3 separate regions of the Homo sapiens genome follow, and regions 2 and 3 are each linked to region 1. Evidence: chromatin contacts called from ENCODE Hi-C or POLR2A ChIA-PET data. All regions are on one chromosome and are shown on one strand. Each heading gives the region's core, a stretch centred on a gene start or an enhancer-like site at or near the end of the contact. The rest is flanking DNA. Distances are from core to core; before and after follow the strand shown. Region 1 holds the start of LINC01970 (long intergenic non-protein coding RNA 1970). Region 2 overlaps FOXK2 (forkhead box K2). Region 3 holds the start of RFNG (RFNG O-fucosylpeptide 3-beta-N-acetylglucosaminyltransferase).

Region 1 (3,299 bases), core at 286-2,785:
CCTCAGCCAATGTATAATTAAGTTTGTGCACTTCATTACAAACTTAACATTAAAAAACTACAAAAATCATATGCTAGTGGTATGCACGCTGTTTTGGCGGTGATGGATACTGACATTTGCAATTTAATACTGTAACTAACATCGTTTTACTACAACAGCGTAATAATATAACGAGCACCTGCAAGCCCCCCTCCAACAGCAAAACCAGGTATTTCCAGTGACTTAGATCTACTCGTGTGCTTATCCTGTCCCAGTCCCCAGAATGTGCAGCACGTTCTTGCCTTACGAGGATTCCCCCCATGCGTATATACCTAAGTCATATGTTTTATTTATTTATTTTGAGACGGAGTCTCGCTCTGTCTCCCAGGCTGGAGTGTAGTGGTGCAACCGCGGTTCACTGCAACCTCCGCCTCCCAGGTTCAAGCGGTTTTCCTGCCTCAGCCTCCCGAGTAGCTGGGATTACAGGCGCCCATCACGACGCCCGGCCTAAGTCATCCGTTTTACAGCTTCATGTTGATCTGCCTGACGAGATGGGCTGATGCAGGGACAGGCGAGGCCGTGAGCGCGCACACAGTCGCTTTCACCGCAGAATCCAGGCGGTGCTCATCGCAAAATCATTCCGACCTTGCCAGATGTTTGACGTTCTTCATTAAACAAAAACCCCTGAGCAGAACGCCAGGGGCCTGCGCGAAGGCGGGGTCGGGGGAGCTGTTTGGGTCTTTTTTATTTTTCATCCTGGTGACCAGCAATCTGGTCCGCGGTGCCCAAGTTCTCTGCAGCCGGCCTCAGGCCTGATCCAGGCGGTGCCCCGGGCGGGGCCCACAGCCCTGAACCCGCCCCTCCCTCCCCGCAGCCCCGCAGCCCGCGCCCTCCCCTCCCCTCCCCGCCCTCTCCTCCCCTCCCCTCCCCTTCCCTCCTTCCCCCACCCTCCCCTCCCCTCCTTCCCCCACCCTCCCCTCCCTCCCCCCGTCCCCTCCCTCCCCCCGTCCCCTCTCCTTCCCGCCCTCCTCTCCGCACCCTCTCTCCTCCCCGCCCTCCCCTCCCCGCGCCCTCCCCTCCCCGCGCCCTCCACTCCCCTGCCCGCGCCCTCTCTCCTCCCCGCCCTCCCCTCCCCTTGCCCTCCTCTTCCCTCCTCTTCCCTCCTTCCCTCCTCGCAGCCCCAAAACCCGCGACCCCTCTCCGACCCCTCCCGGCGCCCTCCCCTCCCCGCACCACCGCACCTTCCCATCTCCCACCCTTCCCAACGCCCGCCTCGGCAGGGATGCGGCCCTAAGACTTGCAGGAAGCGCGGGTTCGACCCCGGCGCCCTAGCAACCCCTGCCCTCGCCGCTCTAGAGAGCGGGTCTCCTGGCCGGGCCCTCCTGGGTCTCCGTAGCCGCGATCGCCAGACGCGGCGAGCGGAAGGGCCCAGCCCCGCCCTCTCCGGGCACATGACTCGGGCCTGGCCATTCACAGTGCAGCATCGTCCAGCCTTAGTGATTGGGCCATCGGAGAGCACGTGACAACAGCTAGGCCAATTAGAGCTAGGCCAATTAGAGACCACCCGTTTCTATTTATGGTGGAGCCGGCGATCGGCGTGCGGTTGGAAGTGGTGTCCCTGAGGCACCTGCTCGCCCTTTTCCTGCGCCTCCGCAACGTCGGCTGCGAATGAGTCTCCTAAAGGACGCCCGGGAGGATCGGAAACAGCCGAGTCCCGGCGCGGGCAGTGTCCTGCGCTCCTCCCCGGGGTCTGGCCGGGGTGGGCCCGAGGCCCCCGGGCCCCCGGTTACCGCCGCGGGCGCGTCTGCGTCCTGACCCGGAGGGACCCGCGGGCCGGGCCGTACCAGGTGGCGCTGGGGTTAGGGTTGCCGCCACGGAAGCCCAGCTCTGTGGACGCCTGCAGGGCGCCCTCACCGCCCGGGACGGGGGACCCAGCCCAGCCGCAGGGGAAGGACTGGGGCTCGCGGGGACGGAGGGCGGTTAGGATTGCTGGATACAACACGGAACGCCCAATTAACGTTTTTGTTTAACGTGTTTTTTGTAGAGATGGGGTCTCGCTATGTTGCCCAGGCTGGTCTTGAACTCCTGGCCTCAAGCGATCCTCCCGCCTCGGCCTCCAGAGTAGCTGGGACTAGAGGCCTGAGACAGCACGCCCGGCTCAGTTAAGATTTTAAAACAGATTTGTTGAAATATAATGCACTTACTGTGAAATTCACTTATTGAAAGCTTATGGCTTTGCCGTATATTCGGAGATGGGCGGCCATGCTCACTATCTCATGTGACACCGTTTCTGTTGCCCCAGAAAGAAACCCCGTGCCCATGAGCGTTCACTCCCCACCCTGCCCACGGCCCAGCAAATCTGCTTCAGCCCCTATAGATTTACCTCTACCGCGTTGGGCATGTACTAAAAATTGTTTATCTGAAGTACAGATTTATCGGCATCCCATATTTTTATTTGCTAATTCTGGCCATCCTAAAGGTGGCATCGCTCGCTCTGACCAAGGAAGCCTCAAGCAGGCAGGCACGAGAGTCCATCCCTAGCCCTGCCTGGCCCCTCAGAGCCCATCCCTGGCCCTGCCTGGCTCCTCAGAGCTGTCCCTGGCAGGCTCCGGGCTCAGGTGCGCTGCCAGGAGGGGGGCAGTGAGGGCTGTTTTAGGTATAACAATCCTGGATATTTCCTGAGTATCTTGTCCGAATGGTTCCTCTTTCTGTATTTTCTAGCTTCCTCTGTATATTTAAAAATGGTCTTATTGGTGTGTTTCTTCACGACATTTCAATTTTTTGTTATCATTTCCCACAATTTCAGTGATGCAAGATGGTCCTTTCTGAGCAGAGCTCCCCTCGCTCAGTGCTCCTTTGTTTCACGTAGAAGATCTTCTTGAGGGGACTGTGTGGCCAGTGCAGCCCAGGCCTCCCCACCCTGCACCGTTCAACAGAAGAGCAGCTGACGCAGGGGGCCCTCAACATGCTCACCCAAAAGTCAGCGAGATTCTGCACCGGCCCACTAGCCTTCCAATTGTAAACTAAAAATAAAATCTTGGCCAGGCACGGTGGCTCATGCCTGTAATCCCCGCACTTTGGGAGGCAGAGGCAGGTGGATCACCCTGAGGTCAGGGGTTCGAGACCAGCCTGGCCAACATGGCAAAACCCCGTCTCTACTAAAAATACATAAAAATTAGCCAGGCGTGGTGGCACACACCTGTAATTCCAGCTACTCGGGAGGCTGAGGCAGGAAAATCGCTTGAACCTGGGAGGCAGAGGTTGCAGTGACCTGAGATCGTGCCACTGCACTCCAGCCTGGGTGACAATGAGACTCCATC
Region 2 (3,461 bases), core at 672-3,171, 240 kb before region 1:
TCTGGGGTGATGCTGGTGTCAACGAACCTACTACGCGAACAGCCGTATGAAAGTACAGCACATACGATCGCGTACAATATGTAATACTTAATAATAATAAATGACAGTTACTGGTTATGTATTCACTGCACTATACTTTTTTTTTTTGAGACAAAGTCTCACTCCATCACCCAGGCTGGAGTGCAGTGGCACGGTCTCGGCTCACTACAACCTCTGCCTCCTGGGTTCAAGCAATTCTCCTGCCTCAGCCTCCCGAGTAGCTGGGATTACAGGCGTGTGCTACCATGCCTGGCTAATTTTTTGCATTTTTAGTAGAGACAGGGTTTCACCATGTTGGCCAGGCTGGTCTCAAACTCCTGACCTCAGGTGATCCACCCGCCTGGCCTCCCAAAGTGCTGGGATTACAGGCGTGAGCCACCACGCCCGGCAGCACTATACATTTTATCGTTAATTTAGAGTATACTGCTTCTACTTATTTTTAAAAAGTTAACTATACAACAGCCCCAGGTAGGTCCTTCAGGAAGTATCCAGAAGAAGCCGTTATCACCGGAGGTGACAGCTCCATGCACGTTACTTCCCCTAAGAACTTTGGAGTGGAACAAGATGTGGAGGTAGAAGACAGTGATACTGCTGGTCCTGACCCTATGTAGGGCTAGGCTAGTGTGTGTTTCAGTCTTAGTTTTTAAACAAAAAAAGTTTAAAAAGAAAAAAATAATAATTTTACAAACAGAAAAAAGCTTATCAAATAAGAATACAAAAATATTTTTGTGGTCAGGCGCGGTGGCTCACACCTGTAATCCCAGCACTTTGGGAGGCCAAAGCAGGCAGATCACCTCAGGTCAGGAGTTCGAGACCAGCCTGGTCAACACGGCAAAACCCCATCTCTACTAAAAATACAAAAATTAGCCAGGTGAGGTGGCTACTCGGGAGGCTGAAGCAGGAGAATCACTCGAACCCGGGAGGCAGAGGTTGCAGTGAGCCACAATCACACCATTGCACTCCAGCTTGGGCCACACAGTGAGACGTAGTCTCAGAAAAAAACAACAAAAATATTTTTTTATGTCTGCACAATGTGTGTTTTAAACTAAGTATTAGTTTATAAAGTAAAAAAAAATTATAGTATGTTAAGACTAATAAATTATTTACAATTTTTTTCTTTTACCTGACAAGAAAACTCTTTTTAAATACATTTAGGCCAGGCGCAGTGGCTCACGCCTGTAATCCCAGCACTTTGGGAGGCCGAGGTGGGTGGATCACCTGAGGTCAGGAGTTCAAGACCAGCCTGGCCAACATGGTGAAACCCCGTCTCCACTAAAAATGCAAAAACTAGCTGGGCTGGTCTCGGGTGCTGGTAATCCCAGCTACTCGGAAAGCTGAGGCAGGAGAATTGCTTGAACCAAGGAGGCGGAGGCTGCAGTGAGCCGAGAACGCGCCATTGCACTGCAGCCTAGGCAACAAGAGCGAAACTCCATCTCAAAAAAATAAATAAGATGGGCACAGTGGCTCACGCCTATAATCCTAGCACTTAGGGAGGCCAAGGTAGGTGTTTACCTGAGCTCAGGAGTTCAAGACCAGCCTGGACAACATGGTGAAACCCCATCTCTACTAAAATAAAATAAAATAAAATAATTAGCCGGGCGTGGCGGCGTGAGCCTGTAATCCCAGCTACTCGGGAAGCTGAGGCAGGAGAACTGCTTGAACCTGGGAGGCAGACGTTGCAGTGAGCCAAGATCACGCCATTGCACTGCAGCCTGGGCGACAAAAGCGAAACTCCTTCTCAAATAAATAAAGTATAGCCTAAATGTCCAGTGTTTATGAAGTTGACAGCGGTGTACAGTCACGTCCTAGGCCTTCACATTCACTCACCATTTACTCACTGACTCACCCCGTCCTGCAAGCTCTGCTGACACTAAGTGCTCTAGAGAGCTGTACCTTTATCTTTTGTACCTTATTTTTACTGTGCCTTTTCTATGTTTTAATATGTTTAGATACACAAACACCATGTTACAGCATTCAATACAGTCACATGTTGCTTAAGTTTGTGCAGCATGTGGCTGTAGGCGCAACAGGATATACACACAGCCTGGGTGTGCAGCAGGCTGTGTCATCTAGGCTTGTACAAGTATGCTCTATGATGTTCGCACAACAATGAAATCACCTAACAATGCATTTCTCAGAATGATTTCCACAGTTAAGTGATGCATGACTGTACAAGGCCAAAAAAGTCACTTTGGGGAGTCTACCATCAACAAAAACAAAAAAAAGTGGGAGCAACTGTAGAATCAGAAGTGAATTTAATCTGACTTACATTTATAACTGTTTTACATGGTTTCCTATGGTACAGTAGTCACCCAATCCAAACTCAGAAGCCCACATCCAACCAATTCAGCAATAAACATTTGAGTCCTATCGAGTACCCAGAATTCCTGGAGGAGGTCACCCAGGGGTCAAAGGCTACAACCCCAGGAAGTGTACAATGTAAAGATGAATCAGCCCAGCCCACAGAACACTTACATGCAGTTCACTCAAGTGTACAGGATTTCAGCTGTGTTTAATCACGTGTGGACAAGTCCAGGGGGAAGCTTGGCAAAGTGGGAACAGGTCCTCAAGGAGGACCCAGAACAGACATTTTATATTTAAACCACATCTTCTTCCACCCAGCTCAAATGGCTATCAAAATGATGTTCATTATCCTAACATCCTCCAACAGCTCAGAAATGGCAAAAACACAGAATTTTTAAAACATTCTCTATATACTCAAAATGCTATCGTATTCTGAAAAATACAAGACCAAAAAAGCCACTTTGAAAACACAACAGTAGACCGGGCACAGTGACTCACACTTTGGCCTGTGATCCCAACACTTTGGGAGGCCAAGACAGGGGAATCACCTGCAGTCAGGAGTTTGAGACCAGCCTGGCCCACATGGTGAAACCCCGTCTCTACTAAAAATACAAAAATTAGCAGAGCGTGGTGGTGGCGCCTGTAATCCCAGCTACTCGGGAGACTGAGGCAGGAGAATTGTTTGAACCCGGGAGGAGGACGTTGCAGTGAGCTGAGATGGCGCCACTGCACTCCAGCCTGGGTGACAGAGCGAGACTCTGTCTCAAAAAAAAAAAAAAAAAACACATCAGTAGTTTTAAATTTCCTTATTTCGGGTTTTCTCTCTCTTTTTTTTTTTTTTTTTTTTTAGATGGAGTTTCACTCTTGTTGCCCAGGCTGGAGTTCAAGTGATTCTCCTGCCTTAGCCTCCCGAGTAGCTGGTATTAGAGGCATGCGCCACCACACCCAGCTAATTTTGTATTTTTAGTAGACACAGGGTTTCTCCATGTTGGTCAGGCTGGTCTCGAACTCCCGATCTCAGGAGATCCGCCTGCCTCAGCCACCCAAAGTGCTGGGATGACAGGCGTGACCCAACGTGCCCGGCCTATTTCAGGTTTTCTATATTCCATCTGTCCAAA
Region 3 (3,667 bases), core at 376-2,875, 240 kb after region 1:
AGCGGGGAGTGTGCCCTGGACCCCTCAGCAGGACTGAGACACCCAAGGTCCCCCCACTGGGCTCCGTACCAGGCTGGGGTTCTCCACCACGTAGTTGACGTCAGGTGCATTCTGCGGGTCTTCCTGGGGGTCCACGTCGATCTGCATGGGCTCCACGGCCCCCTGCAACATGGGCCAGGCACCTGGCACCTCGTCCTGGGGACTGCCCCAGGAGGGCGAGAGACCCGCACTGTTCTCTGAGGTCAGCTCTGCCCAAGATCTTCCAGGCCAGTCGGACCACACTCCCGCCGCTGCTGTCCCCCAGGTGTGCCCTCCCAGTCACCCCCGCCCCCACCCAGGCTCCTGTGCCACCACATCAGGGAGGGGTCTCCTCACAAGACTCTAAGGCTCAGAAGCAGAAACCCCTCGCCTGATTCTAGCCGCTCATCTCTGAAAGCCAGAAAGCAGACAGGGGACAACCAACTACACAGGGGCCTCTGAGGGCCCCTACACGTTCCCAGCCACCATCCTGATGTAGTTTCCTCCAAGCCACGGAGAAGAACGGGACGCCACCTCAACCCCAGGAGGCAGGAGGACCAGCCCCCGGAATCTGTCCTGAGCAGCGGAGCAGCAATACTGGGCTGAGAGTCACGCCACGGAGTTGGGAGAAGGGGAAAAGAGTCATCTCAGGGAGCCTCATGGCCCCCAGCTGGGAGACACAGAGAAGCCAGGACCTCGGCTTAACACAAAGCAGGCTGGAAAAGCCGCCATGCCGGGCACTCGCCGGACCCGTGGGCCTCCCGCGCTCCTTCGGGAAAAGCACCAAGAGCTCGGCTCCCTCCGCAGGCCCCGGGCCCACCGGGGCTCCCTCCCCTCCTGCGCTTGGCACTGAGTCCCTGTCCTCGGCCAGCAGAGCAGCAGGGGCCCAGCCACAGCAGGGGCGGCCGGGGCCCTGCTCCCCCCTCCCTCGCTCGGGGGTCCCTGTCCTGGAAGGTACCTCGTAGAGCAGCGTACAGGCCGACAGGCTGGCGCTCAGGCTGAAGTCCCCGGCCGTGCCGGGCAGGACGAGGTCTGACCTACTGCTGTGAGGGGTGCAGTACAGATCTGTCACTGACGAGGAGGCCGAGCTGGGGGCCGAGCTATCCCTCATTCTGTCCTGACTTTCTGCACCCCCCGACCCTGACACAGAGCTGGCTGGCTGCTGAAGGGAGAAAGAGCGTTAGCGTCGGGGCGGCCGGGAACCTCTCCCGTGAGCTGCTGGGAGGGGAGGCGGGGCGGGCGCGGCCCGGCGGCCCCCGATCGCAGCGCGCAGCCACGGCGGAGACGCGCCCTCGGCCCTGCAGCCCCCGACGCGCGCTGCCCGCGGAGGCCCGGCACGGAGCGTGCCCGACCGACTCCTGGCGCAGGCCCCGCGCCCCTGCTCGACCTCAGCCCGGCCCCAGTGGCGGGGGGCGCGGGGGCGCGGAGGCCCGGGGCGGCCTCGGCTCGTTACCTGCAAGTTAAACACCTGAACCGGCAGCGGCATCTTGCACCCACCCCGCCGCGGCGTGCCGTCCACTTCCGGGGCAGCGAAGCCGTCGCTTCCGGGGCGCGGGGCGGGGCGGGGCCGCTGCGTTCTTAAAGGGGCCGCCGCCCACCCACGGCTCCGGCCAGGTTCTCCGCTCGCAGCGCCGGGGGTCCCGGCGGCCGCATGAGCCGCGCGCGTGGGGCGCTGTGCCGGGCCTGCCTCGCGCTGGCCGCGGCCCTGGCCGCGCTGCTGTTACTGCCGCTGCCGCTGCCCCGCGCGCCCGCCCCGGCCCGGACCCCCGCCCCGGCCCCGCGCGCGCCCCCGTCCCGGCCCGCTGCCCCCAGCCTGCGGCCTGACGACGTCTTCATCGCCGTCAAGACCACCCGGAAGAACCACGGGCCGCGCCTGCGGCTGCTGCTGCGCACCTGGATCTCCCGGGCCCGCCAGCAGGTGCGCCGGACCCCGACCCCGACGGCGAGCCCCACGCCCACCCGCCCCGCCTCCCAGGGTCTAGGCCCGGCCCAGGCCCCCGGAGGCTCCGCGCGGGGCGGGTCGGTCTCCGGCCTGGGCAGCGCCCCAGAAGCCTCATAGATTGTTTCTCCCCCAGACGTTTATCTTCACCGACGGGGACGACCCTGAGCTCGAGCTCCAGGGCGGTGAGTGTCCCCCACTCCCCGGCGCCCGCGGGATCTGCCCCCCGAGCCTTTCTCGCTCCGAAGCCACGGCCCCTTCGCTGCTGTGGGTGCCTTTCTCTGCCCAGGCTCCCGAGGCCCGGGGAGGCCCCGACGCTGCCCAGGTCACGCGGCCTGCGGAGGGCCCACCCTGCCAGCCAAGCTCTGCTCCCCACCAGCCTCTCACACTAGCCGCTTCCCGGGGCGTGGGGCTAGTGCCACGTCCCCTGAAGAAGCGCCAGCAGGGAATCCGCCCTTCCAGGCCAGGTCAGGGCGAGCTGCCTCCGTCCTGTTTCCACTCAAGAGATCCCAACCGATGGCCGCCTGCTTCAGCCTCGGTGGCACCAGCAGGGTCAGCGCGTGAGGGCTAGGGCTGTGGTTGGACCCAGGCAAGGTGTCCAGGCATGTCAGACAGCCACGTTGTGCCCTGGCCCTTGGGGGCAGGTGGGGCACAGGCCTTACCCCAACCCCAGTGCCATCCTCTACGTGCGTGCTTCCCGTCTCTGATTCGCAGGCGACCGTGTCATCAACACCAACTGCTCGGCGGTGCGCACTCGTCAGGCCCTCTGCTGCAAGATGTCCGTGGAGTATGACAAGTTCATTGAGTCCGGGCGCAAGTACGCGGCGCTGACCCGACCCGCAGAGAGCTCAGAGCCAAGCTGGGTGGGGGCCTCCTGTCCAGCCATGCCAGGCCCTCGTGCCCAGGACTCCCCTCGCCCACAGGTGGTTTTGCCACGTGGATGATGACAATTATGTGAACGCCAGGAGCCTCCTGCACCTGCTCTCCAGCTTCTCACCCAGCCAGGACGTCTACCTGGGGCGGCCCAGCCTGGACCACCCCATTGAGGCCACCGAGAGGGTCCAGGGTGGCAGAACTGTGAGTGTCGGAGCAGACGCCATCGGAGCAGACGCCTTCCTTGACACCAGCCCGGGAGGCACAGCAGAGGGCGTGGAAAGCTGGCTTGAGAAGGGCATAGGGTTGGGGGCCCAAGCTGATCCACCCAGGTGGTTTGCATGTGGTGTTTCAGGAGCAGGCCAGGAGGCCCTCACCGTACTGGGCAGAGAGGGGGTGTCTGGGCCAGGTGGGGAGGGTCTGGAGGCTACGGGTCAATGGCCTGCAGAAGCCCCCGGCTCTTTTTGCTCCAAGAAGCTTCTGTTACCTGGGTGGGATCTCCTAAGGGGCAGCTTAAGAAAGATGCCTGGGGAGTCCCATGAAGAGTCAGGGGTGAGAAGCCCTGTCCTGGGCAGCTCTGACCACCACCCCATCTTCAGGTGACCACGGTCAAGTTCTGGTTTGCTACTGGTGGGGCCGGGTTCTGCCTCAGCAGAGGCCTTGCCCTCAAGATGAGCCCATGGGCCAGGTGAGTGGGGGTCCAGCTGCCCGGGCTGGGAGGCGGAGGCTGAGACCTGAAAGGTGCTGACCGGCCTCCCCCCAGCCTGGGCAGCTTCATGAGCACAGCTGAGCAGGTGCGGCTGCCGGATGACTGCACAGTTGGCTACATCGTGGAGG

Evidence for each region. A loop is a pair of places that touch in the nucleus more often than their neighbours do. ChIA-PET counts read pairs that join two places held with the same protein, here RNA polymerase II (POLR2A). Pooled maps may share reads with other maps.
Region 2: a pooled map shows a loop between it and region 1 (2.2-fold over the local background). The contact joins the enhancer-like site here to the promoter of LINC01970 in region 1. A Hi-C loop is called at or near these places in 2 of 50 pooled maps. POLR2A ChIA-PET finds 5 or more read pairs at or near these places in 6 of 52 experiments (A549, HepG2, MCF 10A and 3 more).
Region 3: a pooled map shows a loop between it and region 1 (4-fold over the local background). The contact joins the promoter of RFNG here to the promoter of LINC01970 in region 1. A Hi-C loop is called at or near these places in 5 of 50 pooled maps. POLR2A ChIA-PET finds 5 or more read pairs at or near these places in 5 of 52 experiments (GM10248, GM12878, HEK293 and 2 more).

What each region holds. Positions count from the first base shown.
Region 1 is chr17:82,291,050-82,294,348 of GRCh38, reverse strand. It overlaps LINC01970 (long intergenic non-protein coding RNA 1970), which reads left to right and starts at 1,535. Exons shown (of 2, transcript NR_135639.1): 1 at 1,535-1,826; 2 at 2,786-3,299. RefSeq lists an enhancer at 734-843 and silencers at 1,600-1,849, 1,890-1,939.
Region 2 is chr17:82,530,176-82,533,636 of GRCh38, reverse strand. All of the region lies in intron 1 of FOXK2 (forkhead box K2), which reads right to left. Among named protein-coding and RNA genes, the nearest start is that of FOXK2, 12 kb to the right of the region's middle. Within about 2 kb of position 1,921, at least 5 of the 41 ENCODE cell types and tissues checked have a DNase peak (open chromatin) inside an H3K27ac peak, as active enhancers do; they include OCI-LY7 and PC-3, where a contact is called at or near this core.
Region 3 is chr17:82,049,769-82,053,435 of GRCh38, reverse strand. It overlaps RFNG (RFNG O-fucosylpeptide 3-beta-N-acetylglucosaminyltransferase), which reads left to right and starts at 1,625. Exons shown (of 8, transcript NM_002917.2): 1 at 1,625-1,936; 2 at 2,094-2,142; 3 at 2,672-2,774; 4 at 2,881-3,034; 5 at 3,430-3,518; 6 at 3,594-3,667. The coding sequence starts at 1,670. GPS1 (G protein pathway suppressor 1) reads right to left here and starts at 1,538. Exons shown (of 13, transcript NM_001321092.3): 1 at 1,472-1,538; 2 at 70-162. The coding sequence starts at 1,504. RefSeq lists silencers at 1,231-1,360, 1,421-1,670, 1,941-2,090 and an enhancer at 1,311-1,980.